2 separate regions of the Mus musculus genome follow, and region 1 is linked to region 2. A link is a loop called in an ENCODE intact Hi-C map of the cell type or tissue named here. Cell type or tissue: left cerebral cortex. All regions are shown on one strand.

Region 1 (8,000 bases), 55 kb before region 2:
TGGAAAACCACTAGCTTCGAGAGCAGGCTCTTTGGGCTGAAACTTTTTTTTCTTATATTTATTTATTTATTTATTTTTGGCCTCTGGCCCAACCCACGGGGATAGATACTGCAAGCAGGCAGCAAGTAAAGCTGCTTTGTGTATGAAGAGGGGGTTTCTTTCTCAAAAAATGTATTATGTTGATGTATGAATCACATACAGATAATGTCCCAAGTCACTAAATGAATGATCCAAGCACTCACAAAGTGAACACAACGCGCGCGCGCACAAATGTGTGTTTGTGTGCTTCTCCTGATGGCCCTTCCAACAGACGGGTGAGCTCTTCCCGACTCACGGAAGCTTTTGTCACACTTGGAACTTAGAGAAAACGGAGTCCTATAGTATGTGCCCTTCGGTTAGGGGACTTTGGCAGAAAACTTTTTCATTGTAGTTCTCAGCAATTAATTGATATCCCACCCACCTGGATCTTTTATTCAGACCATAATAACCAGACATGATGTCACAGCTTGTAGTCCCAGCAGTTAGAGGTGGGGACAGGTGAGTTGAGAGTTCAAGGTTCTCTGGGGCACATAGTAAGGCCCTGACTCAAATGTGAGAGTGGGATGGGGTGACTCAGTGGATAAAGCACTTGTTACACAAGCTCCAGGACCGCACTTCATGTTCCTAGTTCCCATGTAAGTGCAGGGTGAGCATGGCAGCCCGCCTGTGACCCCAGCATTGGCACTTGAGAGGAAGAGGCAGGAGACTCTTGGAGCATTTGGCCAGTTAGACCAGCCTCACCGAAGAGCCTTGGGTCCTGGTGAGAAGTCCTGCCTCTGTACATACTCAGAGTCTTACATGGTGTGTGTGTGTGTGTGTGTGTGTGTGTGTGCGTGCGTGCGTGCGTGCGTGCGTGCGTGCGTGCGTGCGTGCGTGCGTGCGTGTGTGTGTGTGTGTGTGTGTGTGTGTGTTTGGTGTGACCTCCATCCATACATGTGCATCACACACAGGGGAAATGCGAGAGGCAAGAAAGGAAGTCAGGTTGTTGGATTTGTGACTTTTTCATCTTGATGACAAAATATCTGCCAGAGACAAGTTAAGAGAAGGATTTGTTCTAGCTCATAGGCCAGCACAGAGAAGGTGTGGCAACAGGAGCATGAGACCGAATGCCATTGTGTCCACAGTCAGGAAGCAGAGAGCTCTGAGATTGTGAGGGTCCCTGCGAGCCTCACCACCAGCAAGGGAACAGCCACTTGAGGTGAAGAATGAGCCCAGGTCAGCAGCACTTTAGCAGGCCCTGGGGCAGAAACCTCCAGAGTCTGACCTCAGGGTTTACCTTTCTTGCTCACTTAAAAACAGTAAAACTTTGAGGGAAAGTCTCCACGTGGCAATTATCAGAACAACGTTTCAGGGATAGTTTCATTGAAACTCCCTTGCAATGTACATCTTTTTGGCAAAGCACCTGTGACCTTTACAACAAGAGTGAGTTCTATTGCCTGACACGCAGTGCTGGGGTAAGGGCCGGGGAGGAAGGATTTAGAGTAAGCATAAGGATGGATTCTACTGATAGAGGATGCCTGCATTCTATTCACTGAGAGACAAGCATTGTAACAAGTCTGCTTCCTCTGATCCTTCTCAAAGCCATGCCTTCAGAATGCTGGTGCTCAGCTGGCTCCGTCTTTCCCTTTGTATTTGGTCGAGGACCCCAGCCCATGGGATGGTACTACCCATATCCAAAAAGGGCCTCCCCTCTTTGTAGCCTGAAAACTCCCACACAGACATGCCCACAGGTCTCCTAGGTGACTCCAAGTCCAGCCAAGTTGCCCATGACAGTTGACCATGGTAGTTATCCTTTCCTGGCTCCTGGGTGATGGGTGAGCTCTACAAGGCTTTGATGGAGGTCCACTCAGGTGTTATGAAATGTACAGCTTCTCCTGACATTCAAGAAAGTTGGCCTTCTGGTCTTTGAGAGCCTGACAGACAACATAGACACCTGTGGTCTGACAGCCTTTGCCTGTGCACCTCGGAAGACCCTGCAGCAGGTGTCCAGACACCCAGGCCCAGTTCTAACTTGTGGACTAAGCAGCTAGCATCTTTGCCTTTGAGGAATGTACTCCTAACTCTGAAATACTGGTAAGGAAAAGTCCCTGAGTGCACATGTCCTGTTCCTAGGGCTGTGTGTGTGTGTGTGTGTGTGTGTGTGTGTGTGTGTGTGTACATGCACCCTTCTCCTAGGTCTGCACTTGTAAGCTCGTGGTTCTCTGAGGCTCTTGAATTCTCTTTTTACTCTTTGCAGAAAAACAAAACTAGGGCAGGCCACCAGGAGAGGCTGACCTGGGAGTCTTCTGCATGAGGTGAAGTAGACAGGGAGCCCAAAGCTCTAGCCACTGTTCATTACCTGTCTGCTCAGGCTCTGACACCCTCTCCCCAGTTTTCAGCCTTCTATTTTTCCTTTTAAGATTTATTTTTATTATTTTAATGATGCATATTTGTGTGAGTGACTGTGTGTGGTGTATGCCCCTGAATACAAGGGCCAACAGAGGTCAGAGTATCCGATGGCCCTGGAGCTGGGGTTACAGACAGTTGTAGGCAGCTTGATGTGGGTGCTGGGAATCAAACTCAGGGAGGTCCTCAGGAAGAAAGCATGTGCTCTTAACCACTGAGCCATCTTTCTCCCCCTGAGGGGGGCTGGTAAAGATACTCAACTCTTGTGCCCTGTCTGCCTAGAGGAGGTCCAGCAGGAGGGCATTGCCTGAGGTGTAGCCTAGGAAAGAGCTTCCTTCTTCTCCCTCCCCACAGGTTCGGTGGCCCTCAGCTAGATGGTGGCAGGAAAATGGGTTGGTCCACAGTTGCCCTATGTTGGCCACTGTCCTTTGTGACCTGGTTATAGTGTCCATCCTCTCCATACGACCAGCCAAGCAGATGCTTCCTGAGCACAGATGCTGCAGAGCACACAGGGATCAGAGACATCAAGGAAGGCTTGCCCTTGGTACAGTCTAAGGTAATAGACAAACCCAGGCCATGAGGACACGGTAGGATCTCTATCCAGAGGGAAGAACCTCAAAGCTAGGAGGGCCCCAGGTATATGATCTGACCGCCTTCTCCTGCTGTTCACCTGCTCCTCGGCAAGTGTCTCATCTCCTCTGAACCTGTTTTCTGCCTATAAATGAGGACAACCTAATAGTAGGCCCAAGAGTCACAGATAGATTGTGTTCATTAGGGCACTAGCAGAATTCTGAGCACATGAGACACTTGCCCATGCTGGCTTTCTACCTCTTTCCACTTTTATTAAAGTGGACGTTTGTCTACCCTCTAAACAGGAAATTAGGAAGAGTCGTCAAACTCAGGAAACAATGCCCACACTACATCTTGAGAGTTAGCTGCATCCTGCAATATTTTCTGATGATGCTGCTGGCTAGCTTCCAGTTTAGCTCTTTGGTCCCTCTGTGGCTCTGGTTCAATAATGAGAGGCAGCCAGTGATGGGAACGGAAGCTGTTATCTAAAACAAAGACCTCCATAGTGTGCCTGGGGCTCGCTGCTGCTAAACTCCATTTTGGCCCAGAATGTGGTTAAGACTCTTTTCAGCATCCAAGATCGATCTGGAGTTCCAGGCACATTTTTACACATGCAAACTCCAAGCTCTAGCAGCCTTGCCAAACCTGTAGGGAGCTGCTGCAACACCCAAGCAGTGGGGCTCCAGAGGAGGCCTCAGGCACGTTGGGGTGGCTGTTCCTGAGCGGTGGATCTCAGCTTCCCATTGAGGCAAGGTGGGCTTGGCACCAAAGTTAGTTACATTGAGCACAGGTGGAAACATGGCCAGGACAGTGTCCCCTCCTTTCCTGATGTATTTCTTTTGTGTCCAACTGGGTAAAATTCACTGAAGATAATTGAATTCACCTTCTGCATTTATTTATTTTTTGTTTGACAGTGTTTGAGTTCCTCCTTTTCTCCCTCTCACCCTCTCTCCCTCCTTCCCTCCCACTCCCCCTTTGTCCTCTGTGCTTTTCCACCAGGCTTTCGAGCCAAAATAAACCAGAGCTGAGATTGCTGGCTTTTCTCTTTGGTGCTTGTAAGGCTGGGTCATTTCTGAGTCTTGCTTATCTAATCTGGAAAGTGTGGAAGGTCATTGGATGCAGTGACACCCAGCCAAGCTGCCACAGGACCAGTGCGTGCAGACGACCTGACACGTGCATGTGGATGTCTGCATCCCTACCGGGCATGACAACGGGAAGCCTTGGCCCCTGCATGGAGAGCAGACTAGACGTATGAAGAACCCTCGTAAAACTGGAGGCATTTTAGCTAAAATTACAACCCAATCCAGGGATTCCCATCCCTGCCCTGCCATCAGTCACCTCTGAGCCCTTCCAGACTATACCTTTACCAGCACAGCTCAGGGCCACCACTGGAAACCTCCAGAACCATGGTCATTGGAGATGCACCACCCTAGAAAGAAAGACTTTGTGGTGGCATTCCTTCCAGAGATGGTCACATTCCTCAGGTGGCATGGAACCAGACCCATTTGGTGAACTAACCTCTGTTGCTAGGTGCATTTTCTGGAGGGCCTTGTATACCTGATGAAGTCTGGCCACAATGCAAGACAGTCACAGGACTGTCAACCCCACCCCCACCCCCCAGCCCCCCTGTTAACAGCCCTGAGCTCATGGCCTGTGCATCCTGCTGCTGCCTCTCACCTCACACCCAGGGCAGCATCTCTTGTCTTCAGAGCACTGATGGCCAAGCTCAGGGATAGCCCAGGACTTGTGCTTTGCAACAGAGATCTCACCCTGCCTGCTTTGCCTGTATAGGCTCTGACAGTGACTTACAGGGCAGGAGCCAAGGAAGCTTAGGTAGCTCTCGTCCAGGGCCCTCCAAATGCAGTAGCAGCAAGGAAACATATTTCAGGCGTATCTTTTCTTCTGGGCAGGAGGGCACATAGCTCTGTGCTAGAATGTAGCAATCACAAGGCCCTGGGATTAGCATCAAGAACCAGAAATGATTAAAGGAAAACTGTTAGTTTTCAGCTAAACTGGACACTTAAGCTGATGATTATTTGCGGGTATAGGACGTGCAGGAACTTTTCATTCTGATCTTGTTGAAACTACCAAATATATAAACTGTTTCTAAATTAGCATTTCTGAGGCATAATTTACAGTTGAAATAAGTCGACTTTAATAAGTGTTGGCAAAAACCTGCACTGCTACTCACCTCCACAGAGGAGACTTGGTGTTTCTGTCCCCCCAGCTGTTCCTTTGTGCTGATGTCCTCTATAGTCCAACCTCAGCCCGCAGCAGCTACACATCAGATTTTTGTATGGGCAGCTTTCACAGTGCCTCTCCTTAGTGCTTTCACCTCTGAAAGGGGAGAGTGGGGACTGTAAAGATAGCCTAGTGGTTAAGAGCACACATTACTGTTGCAGAGGACCCACATTTAGTTCCCAGTATCCAAGTCCGAAATCTCACAACTGTCAGCCCCCAGGATCCTAGCACCTCTCTCAGTGGGCACTGCACACATGAGCACACATACCACACACTTTAAATAAAATAAGTCTTGAAACACATAAAAGGGCCTAGAACAGAATCTTTGACACTTTACAGACCTTTTTAATTTAAATATTTGGCCCATAAGGTGGAATAGTGGTGTTCTTTCCTAGAAAATGTGGGAAGGATTCTAATCTGGGGTAGATGTTTACTTTCTTGGACTGTGAGATGATGCCTGGCCTCTGTGAAGGATAGCTAAGGATAGTGCTGAACTGTTGGCAGCAGCCTCTGCTCCATTCATTTTATGCATTCCTGTCAGGCTGAGGGATAGGAGTTGACCATACACGTAAGACATCATTTGTAGACTCTCAGTTTTTCATGGTCTATAGCCCTGCTGTATGGGAATACTGCAGAGCTTGTTCTTAACTTCGAGCTCTCACATACGTGGCCAACTGATGACATGTGCTGGAGAAGGTGTTTTCCAGCAGGTAGCTGGGTATGAGGGCTCACCCTTCTTATCCCAGTATTGGGAGAAGGGTGACTGTAGTATAAGGCAAGCCTGAGCTACAGAGTGAGTCCTTTTGTCAAAAATAAACAAACATCTGTGGCATGACTGAATTTGCACTTGCAAAAGAAGGATTTTAGACTCTTCATGCCATGAATAAAGATTAGCCATGGGACTGGTTTGAGATGGCTTGACTCCTGGGGTACACCTGTGTTGCTGTTGGCCTTTGTTTCTCTCTCTGTCTCTCTCTCTGTCTCTCTGTCTGTCTCTCTCTCTCTCTCTCTCTCTCTCTCTCCCTCCCCTCCCCTCCGCTCCCCTCCCCTCCCCTCCCCTCCCCTCCCCCCCTCTCCTCTCCTCTCTTTTTCAGCTTCTTAACTAGTTTTACTCTCTCCCTTCCCTCTAGTTCTGGTCCCAACCTCTGTTCCTAAGTTTAGCAGCCGCCGTTCCTACAGAACAGAAATGACAACAGAAGCTCCATGTGCCACCACGGAATAGAGACAGCTGTGCGGGCCGCTTTCAACAGCATTTAGTGGGAATGTGTTAGCTCCAATTGCTTTAAAAGACCTCAGTATGAAAGTAGCTTAGGTGTGTGTGAGGCACACTGTGAACAGAGCATGCATGCATCTTATCTTTTGATCATATGTATTTACCATGTAGGAGTCAGTTCTCTCCTTCTAACACATGGATTCCAGGGACCCAACCCAGGCTCTGCAGGCCATGAGGAGCAAGCCAGTAAGCAGCACCCATCCTTGGCGTTAGCTTCTGCCTCCAGGTTGCTGCCCTCACTGCTTTGGATGATGGACTGTGTTGTGGAACTGTGGTGATGTGAGCCCTTTCCTCCCCAGCTTGCTTTGGTCATCACAGCAGTAGTCACCCTCACTGAGACAGTATGTTTTTGCTCTGGGATTGAAGGGGCTCTAGAAATGGCCTGTAGGCTTTCTCGAGATTGGGTGTGCTGGAAGTGAGAATACACTTCCCATCAGGCTGTGGGTTGCAACCCAGCAAATGGAGACCTCTGTGAACAGCATCAGGCTTTGTGTTCATCTGAACTTAGCTGTTCATTCAAAATGGCTCTGAGTAAAGAGAGTTGAGAGGGTTGTGTCCCTTTTTCTATTTACCTGACATGATGGGGCCCTGGAGAAACTGTGTACCTGTAGGCCCATCGTGACAGAGACAAGCAGGTCCCAAGAGCTTGCTGGCCAGCCTTCCTGCTGTTGTAAAGTGATAGGGTGGAGAATGATGGACACCTGATCTCTGGCCTCTGCATGCCTGTGCTTAATCATGGACCCTGCGGGGGTGGGGAGGGGCACTGTTTAAATGAGGTGATTGAAGTTAATGGGAGAGGCTGTGCTCGGCAAGTCTAAGACACTGGGTCTGATCTCTGGCTCTAAAAGAGGAAAGCAGAGGAAAATTATGAAGACATAAAAGAGAATGCTGTTACCTAAAAAGAGGGTGCCGGGGAGCCAGGTGCCATCTGGCTATGGAGGTCCACCTGCTGATTGATACCAGCCTAGACAAATGTGAGAAGGAATGATTGTTGAGGACAAAGTCTCCATGAGATTAGCCTGTGGGCAAGCCTGTAGGGTATTTTCTTTTCTTTCTTTTTTTTGTTTTTGTTTTTTGTTTTTTGATGTTTTTTGTTGTTGTTGTTTTTGTTTGTTTGTTTTTGAGACAGGGTTTCTCTGTATAGCTCTGGCTGTCCTGGAACTCACTTTGTAGACCAGGCTGGCCTCGAACTCAGAAATCCACCTGTCTCTGCCTCCTAATGGGTGATTGATGTGGGTGGAGGGTGTGGCAGGTGGCTTGAGGTTCTATAAGTAAGCAAGCCACGATGAACAAGGCATATTCTTTATTATTCCTCCGTGATCTCTGCTTCAGTTCCTGCCTCCAGTTCCTGCCCTGACTTCTTTTGGTGATCAACTGTGATGTGGAAATGTAAACTGAAATGAACCTTTCCTCCCCCAAATTCTTTTGGTTATGGTGTTTCTCACAGTAATAGGAAACTGCGATGCCACCGTTAGTCATGGTGACCACGACA
Region 2 (8,000 bases):
CCCTCTCTGACCTCCAAAGGCACCTGTGCTCATGTGCACATATCCACAGAGACACATACATGTAATTTAAAATAAAAATTTGAAAGCCTTTGTTGTGTCTTGCTAGGTGCCCGCCCTACTCCATATTGTTTTCCACCTATGTTCTCATCGTGTTGACTCAAGCTGCTTCAGCTTTTGGTCTGCTAATCCCAGTGTGCTTACTGGGGCTGGTTACTCTGTTCAAACTGTTTTTGCCTTTATTTAGCTTTCCTTGTGTTTTCATAGCTAGAAATGATGCCCCGTAAAGAAAAATGTAAGTGGGCCTTACTGAAACAGGGGCAGGCAGAGGAAGGAGAAGGGGGACACCCTCTAGTCCCTGAGCCTTGGGACTGTGTCTCTTTTCTCCTGCTGTGAGCCGTGGGCAGGGTGGACGGGTATTTCTCTTGGCAGGCTCTGTTAGGATCCACTCTCTGCCCTGCCTGTGTTAAAAGTGTAGCTCTGTAACTCACCTGCTGGAAGCAGAGTGGGTTTTCTCTGATGTTCACTCTGAGAACTAGTTGAGCTCTAGGCTGTAGAACTCACAAAAGCCTGGGGCCTTCTTCCTCCTGGAAGGCTTCCCTGTCTTTCCTCTGAGGCTTCCAGGGCTCCCTCTGTCTGTTACAGTGCAGGTATTCCCGCCTGGTGCAGGTTCCCTCTGACTGGCTATTTTCTTCAAAATTCTGCTTAGTCTGCCTGAGACTTCAATGTAGGAAACAGATTTTTGCTTTGTGACCTCAACTAAGTAAATGTTGCAGAGGTAGGTGTCATGTGTAGGAGGTAGGTGCTGTGTGTAGGAGGTAGGTGCCGTGTGTAGTTCTGAATCATCATGCGCAGGGAAGCACAATGCCTAGACAAAAGTGACTTTTAACAAGAGCTTTCCAGAAATTGCACTTACATCCCCATTAAAAATATATAAGCTGCTGGTTAGACTGGGGTGTATGTTTTGTGCGGCCCTTGTTGAAGAATAATAGACAAGGGGCTGGAGAGACGGCTCAGTGGTTAAGTGTGTGTAGTGTTTTTGCTGAGGACCCTGCACTGATTCCCATAAAGCACATTAAGCCACTCACAACTACAGTAACAACAGTGTCAGGGATCCAATTCCCTCTGGCCTCTGTGCACACCTGGCTCATGTGGTGCACATAAATTCATGCAAACTCACATGCATAGAAGGAAGGGAAGAAGGGAAAAAAGAAGGAAGGAAAGAGAGGAAGGAAGGGAAAAGAGGAAGGAAGGGAAAAAGGAAGGAAGGAAAAGGAAGAAGGAAAGGAGGAAGGAAGAAGGAAAGAAGGAAGGAAAGAGGAAAGGAAGGAAGGGAGGAAGGAAGGAAGGAAAGAAGGAAAAATAATCCATTTGCTTTTCATAGATGAAAGCTATTACATTGAGCCAGCTCAGTTGGGGAATGGTGCTTGCTGTCAAGCCTGATGACATGAGTTAGGTTCCTGGACCCCACCCCACATGGTGGAAAGAGAAAACTGACTTCCACAGGCTTTTCTCTGTGTTTTGGCAAACATACCTGCACATGACTCTAAATAAATGTAATAAAATATTTTTTAAAGAAAAACATTACTTCTTATCGTTATGAGATCAGAATCCCTATGAAAGCCTTCTCCAGAGTAGCCCTGAACTGAAAGGCTTTGGTGGGCTTCAGTGCTTAGCTGTAGACTATGGATTTGATGGAGCAGAGAGCAAGAGTTAGCACAGTCTCAGATGGAGATATGATACTACTGGCATTGTTTCTACAAAGACATTCTACCATCTTAGTCCAGAGATGTGTTTCCATATATGTCATAAATAACAAAAACCTACTGTGCAAAATGGTTAAGCAAAGGCTCATATCAGGAAAGGACAGGTATCACAGAGTGAACATGGAGCCAGCGAGTTGGCTCGGGAGTAAAGGTCCTGGCCACCAAGCCTAGCAACCTGAGTTCAATATCCAGGACCCAAATGATGGAAGGAGAAAACTGACTCCCACAGGTTGTCCTCTGACCTTTAAGTGAGCACCTTTATGGCAGATTGGGCTAGGGTGGACAAGGGTGTGAGCAGAAGTGGGTGGGGTGAGCAGAAGCAGATGATATGCACCACTGCTTTATTTAGGGGAATCTTCCCAACCTGTGGGAAACTTGCAGTCTTAGGGCTTTGCTGCTCAGCACCCTTGTTAGCTCAAGGGTCGTGCTGTGCCTTGTGTAGGTTGGAGGTTACTGTTAGATGCACTTTATCTTCCTCCCTTCCTTCGAAGCTCTTCTTGTTTGTTTGCTTTTATAGTTGTAGCTACATTCCATCCTCTAAGAAGACTAAGCCCCTTCTAAGAGGAGAAAGGCCTAATACCTTTCACGAGCTGCTTGGGTTCAGCAGTTTAACTTGCAGCACTGGAGGTCCCTTCGTGATTCCACACACCCCAAGAGGATTAAGTTTTTCCACATATTTTCTAGCCAGCACTGTTAAAGCCTCAGAATTAAACTGTCCACCCTGGTTACAGGCTGTCTGTCCTTCGTTTGTCCTTGCTGTCCTTCCTCCGCTCACAGGTTTGAAGGGTTACACAGTGATCTTTAGAAACAAGGGCTTAAAGTCCAAGAGTTCAACAAAGATCCAACAAGAGGTCCACTTGCACTAAGTCGTCACCAAATAGGTCAGATGTGGAAGCCCTCTGTTTAATTTGAATGCTTATTCCTCTGAGACACCGGTCTGATTTGTGAGGAATCTCATTGAGGGTGAGGGAATCCATATTTATTAAATGCTTTCTATTTTTTTTGTTGATATTTATTTATTTATTTATTTATGAGACAGCAATTGCTCGTACTGTAGACCAGGGCTGGCTTCAAGCTCAGAGATTAGAGTGGCTAGGATTAAAGGCATAAGCCACCATAGCCCAGCTCTTAAGTGATTTCTGAAACCCATGCATTGGGCTGTCAAGCTAACGACTGTGGCTGAGTCAGGCTGTTCAGCTCTCCAGGTCTCCCAAGGTGACCTGTAGCCTGTGGATCCTTTTCTCCCTGCTTGGGCTCTTCTCGGCCCCCTGGTTTGGTTTGGTTTGGTTTGGTTTAGTTTGGTTTGAGACAGAATCTACTATGTAGCCCTGGCTAGCCTGGAACTGGCAGTGTACACCAGGCTAGCCTTGAGTATATGGAGATCCCCCAACCCTCTGCCTCTGGGATTAAAGGTGTGTACCACCATGCCCACCTTTCTCAGCCCCTTCTTGATGATGTCAGCTCTTTTTTTTTTTTTAAGATAAGATTTATTTATTTATTTTATGTTTGTGAGTACACTATACCTGTACAGATGGTTGTAAGCCTTCATGTAGTTGTTGGGAATTGAATGTCTAGGACCTCTGCTTGCTCTAGTCTGTCCCGCTCGAGGTCAACTCTGCTCGCTCAGTCCCTGCTTGCTCCAGCCCAAAGATTTATTTATTATTATGCATAAGTACACTTTAGCTGTCTTCTGACACACCAGAAGAGGGTACCAGAAGGGGGCATCAGATCTCATTACGGGTGGTTGTGAGCTACCATGTGGTTGCTAGGATTTGAACTCAGGACTCTCAGAACAGTCAGTACTCTTAACCACTGAGCCATCTTGCCAGCCCGCTGTCAGCTCTTAAGTATCTCCTATTTTTATCCAGCTAGGGAACCCACAGATGTAGCCTCACTCACCTTTTCCCTAAGCCAGCCTGTCCTGAGCAAGCACTTAGCTCAGTGACCCAGCACTGCTGAGATACCTCCCCTGCCCACCTTCCTCCTCCAGCCCCAGACCCTGACTTTCCCATACATCTCTGCCTCTTCTTAACTTCCATACTACCTGGGGCAGGGGAGCTGGCCCTGAACACTAAGCCCACCTGCACTTCTTAAGCAGGTTATACTCATGGTCTGAGGGCAGCTTTATGCAGTATCTGTAGTATGCTTGAATCTGACCTGTGGCTAGCCACAGGAGACCATGTGGACAGTTCTGCTAGTGGCACCATACCAGCACTCAGCCTATTTTGAGATTTTCAGATGCAGAACACTGAGACCATTGAAGGAGCCTGGTTTCCCCCTTTTCTATCCTCCCTCTATCCTTTAAACACACCACTATATACACAGTCTGGATATTGGCTTTGTTTAATATATTGCTATATCTTGGAAGTCAATTTGTACCAGTTGTTCAGAGCCATGTATGTTTTATAATGACTTACAGGATATGCCACTGATTGTAAGTGTGGCATAATATGGCTGCACAGTCCCCTGTCAGATATCTGTTTTCAAGGTTCTTTGCTACAGTGGTTTAGTGAGCAATCTTACATCTGTGTTCATGCTACAGACAGCTGCCTGGAAACTTTCACAAGTGAAATTGCTGAATTGTGGTATTTATGCTTTTCCAAAAGGAGAATTTTTAAAATTCTACTTCTTGAGTTACTGCGTCTCAGCTGTCTGTTCACGTGTCCACTGACTCCTGGGCGAGCCCTCAATCTGCTGTCTTTTTCACGCTCCTCTGCCTGTCTCTTCTGGGTTCTAGAACTTTCTAGACCCTGCATCTCACTGCCTGCGCTTCAGTTGACAGCTGCTGTGATCACTGGGTATGACAGTCATATGTTTTGCTTTGAGAGCTTTTCTTCTCTGTCAAGGCAACTGGCCTGTCATCTCTGGCCTTTTATGTGAAGGCTAGCATGCTTATGAGAATCCTGTCCACATTGACTGTTCAGATGGACTCTCACAACAGGTAGTCATGGACCTAGAGCCCAGACATTGTTAGCATTGTGGGCCACCCCGAGCATTCCTCTTCCAGGTACAGTCTCTCCATAGGCCACCTCAATCTTGAATTAAAAAACCCTAGATTAATTTCACCTGTTTTTATTTTTAACTTTGTATAAAGGTAATTGTGACCTGAGTACAGGGTCCTCCTTCTGTAATATTTGACATGTATATTTTTAATTCCTGTTGCCATATAATCTTCCATTCATTTCGCCATCCATTCTGAATAGTCACTTACTTCTGCCTGCTGATGCTTCTGTGCACATCTTTGTTCATATATCTAAGGGCACATAAGTCGTCGGCTTCTACATGGTCTCCTCTGATACTGTATGGGAGTCCCAAGTGTCCCAGATCCTGACTTTATAACCCCTTTGGTGGGTCTTGATCACAGGATGTTGAGCATATTCTTGTGTTGATTGCCCTTGTGTGTGGCACTCCTGTTGACATTTGCAGTTCCATTTCTAACAGCTACGTTTTACCGTGCGTTCTTGCTAGCTGGGATGTCAGATTTCTAACAGACCATTTTGTCCTGCCCACTCCCTTGACTACTTTCCATTTTTCCTGGGATCTTTCCTCATCTGTTACTTATTTTGTAACAAGTGAGTCTTGGGCCCCGTAGCTTGCGTCTTGTAGAACATTCACTGAATTTGCATGAAACTTACTTTATCAGGAAAGTTGGCATCTACACAGATGTCATGACTCTCCCAAGCAGATGTAAAGAGTAAATACTCACTCCTCCTATATCCTTTCCTACAGATGTTTTTAAGAGAGAGAGAATGACAATGTGTGTTTATATGTGTGTGGCCATCTGTCATGTCTTTATGTGAGTACAGAGGCATCAGGTGGCCTGAAGCTAGAGTTAGAGCCAGTTTTGAGCCACCTGATGGTTAGTACTAGAAGCTGAACCCAGGTCCTCTGCAAGAGCAGCTGCCCTTAGTCACCGGACTCTCCAGCCTGTCAAATAGCGTTTTACACTGCTTTATTTTCTTTTTTAAATGTTCTATCACATTCATTCATTTACATATAGTTAGTTGTGTGTGGTGTGTATGAGCAAGTGTGCATGTGTGCTTGTGCCAAGGAGTGCATATGGAGGTCAGAGGACAACTTGTGGGTGTCAGTTACTTCTACTCTGTGGGCCCTGGGGATCTGACTTGGGTCATCAGGCTTGGTGGTTGGCACCTTTGCCTGCTGAGCCATTGCCCTGTGTTTAGCAAGTGCTTGTTAGAAATCAGAACCTTTGAAAGCATATCTACCACCATAGTGCATTCCCCTTTCTAAAAGTCCCAATGTTTTGCAGGTTCTTGATCAGTACGAGCGAGAAGGATTCACCTTCCTAGCGAAGGTTTTTAACTCCTCACATTCCTTCTTAGAAGACTTGACCGGTCTTACCCTGCTCCATCAAGAGACCCAAGCTGCTGAGGTAAGAGCACTTCGCTTCTGTCCTGAGGACTGAGGACAGAACCTGCCTGACTCTTGCCTTTGTGAAAGAAAATAGAGAGATTGACTTTGACTTCTTCTTCCTGAGAGCAGGGAGCACCCTGGTATGCTAAAGTGTCTGCCCAAAGCACCAAGAGGGCAGAGCAAGTCTGGCCGCTGATTTCCTAGCATTCCTTGTGTTTCTGGAGGGTATGCTTGAGTCCAGCTGTTGGTAAACAGTTTCCTTATAAGGGCTCTGTCAGACACATCTGTTAGGGAGGATCCTGAACTCTGGGCTGTGTCATCAGAGAAAGCATGGATGACTTGTTGACAGTCTAGTCAATCTTAGGTGCCAACATTGGTCTGCTGTGAAATGTCCCTGTCTGGCTTGGGAGCTGTGCAGGTCCCCACCCTGAATGAGGGACAGCCATAGGCTGAGAGTGAAATCAGGTTCTCACAGTGAACTTGCTTTCCCCTGAAGGGGGTCACGAGGTGAATTGAACCCTCAAGGCACTGCCATGGCTGTGCAGGGAAGCCCCTGCCACCCCTATTCTGAACACCTGGTTCAATCTCAGACATGGCTACAGAAACACAAGTCTTGATCATTTATAATCATCCCAGGAGTTATGTCTCTACACTGCATAGGAGGCCCCAAGTAGTCAGGAAGTGGCTGAGCTGGACCAGTCCTGGCCAGCCAGTGGAATAAGGGCTGCTATTTGGAGGGATGTGATGAGCTCTGAGTGAAGAAACCTTTGGAAAAACCAGAACAGGGCTGCTTGGACTTGTGAGCAGGTTTGGGTGATTTTCAGGCACACCCAGGAAACAAGGCTGTCCTCTAGCACTTGCTTAGAACTGAAAGTGATTTATCTCTAACTTGCTCGATGCAGGGTCATTAAACAGATGTGATCTTTCACTGATGTCTGGTACTTAAAACCCCTGCAGAGAGAGTCCCTCATTGAGAGACAAAGCTGTGCCCTAGGGCTGAGACTGGGGCCCCAGGCGGGTTTCAGGGTATGCTAATGGCAGCTGCCATTGCCTGAAAGTGCATGAGACAGAACCTGCAGGTCTTTGCAGCTGTGACATCACTGACGAGATGGGGAAAGGGATTTTCCAAGTCACCCAGAAGAGCAGAGAATTCCTCTGATCTCACCCTAGAGACGCAAACAAGATGTCAGGGTAGTGGCTCAACCTTTGATCACATTGAGTTACTCTGTTTTAGTAGCCCAGTTGGCCCAGAGACCCAGAGAAAAAGAGGTTCCAGCGAGCCTTGGTACCAGTAGGCTGTGGGCAGGAAAGTAGAGCCTCATCTGCAAGCCTGAGTGGGTTTCTTGTTAGTTTGCTTGCTTGTTATTTATTTTAAGTTCTTCACTAAGTTAGCTCTGGGGTCTTAAATGTCCCATAACATTGGAGGTGAAAGATAACAAGTCAGCCAGCCTATGACCCAGATGTGGCTTACAGCTGTGGTGTTTTGAAGCTTGCCCTGTGTTAAATTTCGAAGAAAGCCAGAATTTTAAAATTATGATTTTTACATTAAAGTCTGAAATTTTCAACTTCTTTGAAAAATGGAATCTGGCAACTACAGGTGCATGCTTCTTGACTAGAGGGAGCCACACAAATGATGCATTTGACACAGGCTTTCCTGCATAACACGTGTGACGCGCTGAGGATGCAGCTCGGTGGTAGAGTACTTTCAAGCATGAAAGGGCCCAGCTGGGTCCAGTGCCAGCACCGCATCAGGAAAGTCTATAGAAACACAGTCATGCCTGTCACGTGGCTCCCGTTTCCTCTCCTGGAGACAGATACAGCTGCTGTTTCTTCATCCTTCAGCCATGTTCTGGGTTTATTTCA

Evidence for each region. Hi-C counts contacts between places; a loop is a spot of excess contacts. Peaks named below come from ENCODE experiments on the same cell type or tissue, not always from the same donor. Only the 100,000 strongest peaks of a DNase experiment are listed, where the experiment ranks them.
Region 1: a loop joins it to region 2, with 5 times the contacts of the local background. A loop is called at or near these places in 4 of 42 quality-filtered maps.

What each region holds. Positions count from the first base shown.
Region 1 is chr6:114,715,770-114,723,769 of GRCm38, forward strand. The region is part of intron 16 of Atg7 (autophagy related 7); the gene reads left to right. Among named protein-coding and RNA genes, the nearest start is that of Gm52917, 15 kb to the right of the region's middle. In left cerebral cortex, no CTCF peak of the experiment used is centred here; DNase peaks (open chromatin) are centred at 3,545, 5,918 and 6,475; H3K27ac peaks cover 2,363 bases.
Region 2 is chr6:114,770,924-114,778,923 of GRCm38, forward strand. It overlaps Atg7 (autophagy related 7), which reads left to right. Exons shown (of 19, transcript NM_028835.5): 18 at 6,034-6,156. Among named protein-coding and RNA genes, the nearest start is that of Gm52917, 40 kb to the left of the region's middle. In left cerebral cortex, no CTCF peak of the experiment used is centred here; DNase peaks (open chromatin) are centred at 758, 4,428, 5,309 and 7,867; H3K27ac peaks cover 338 bases.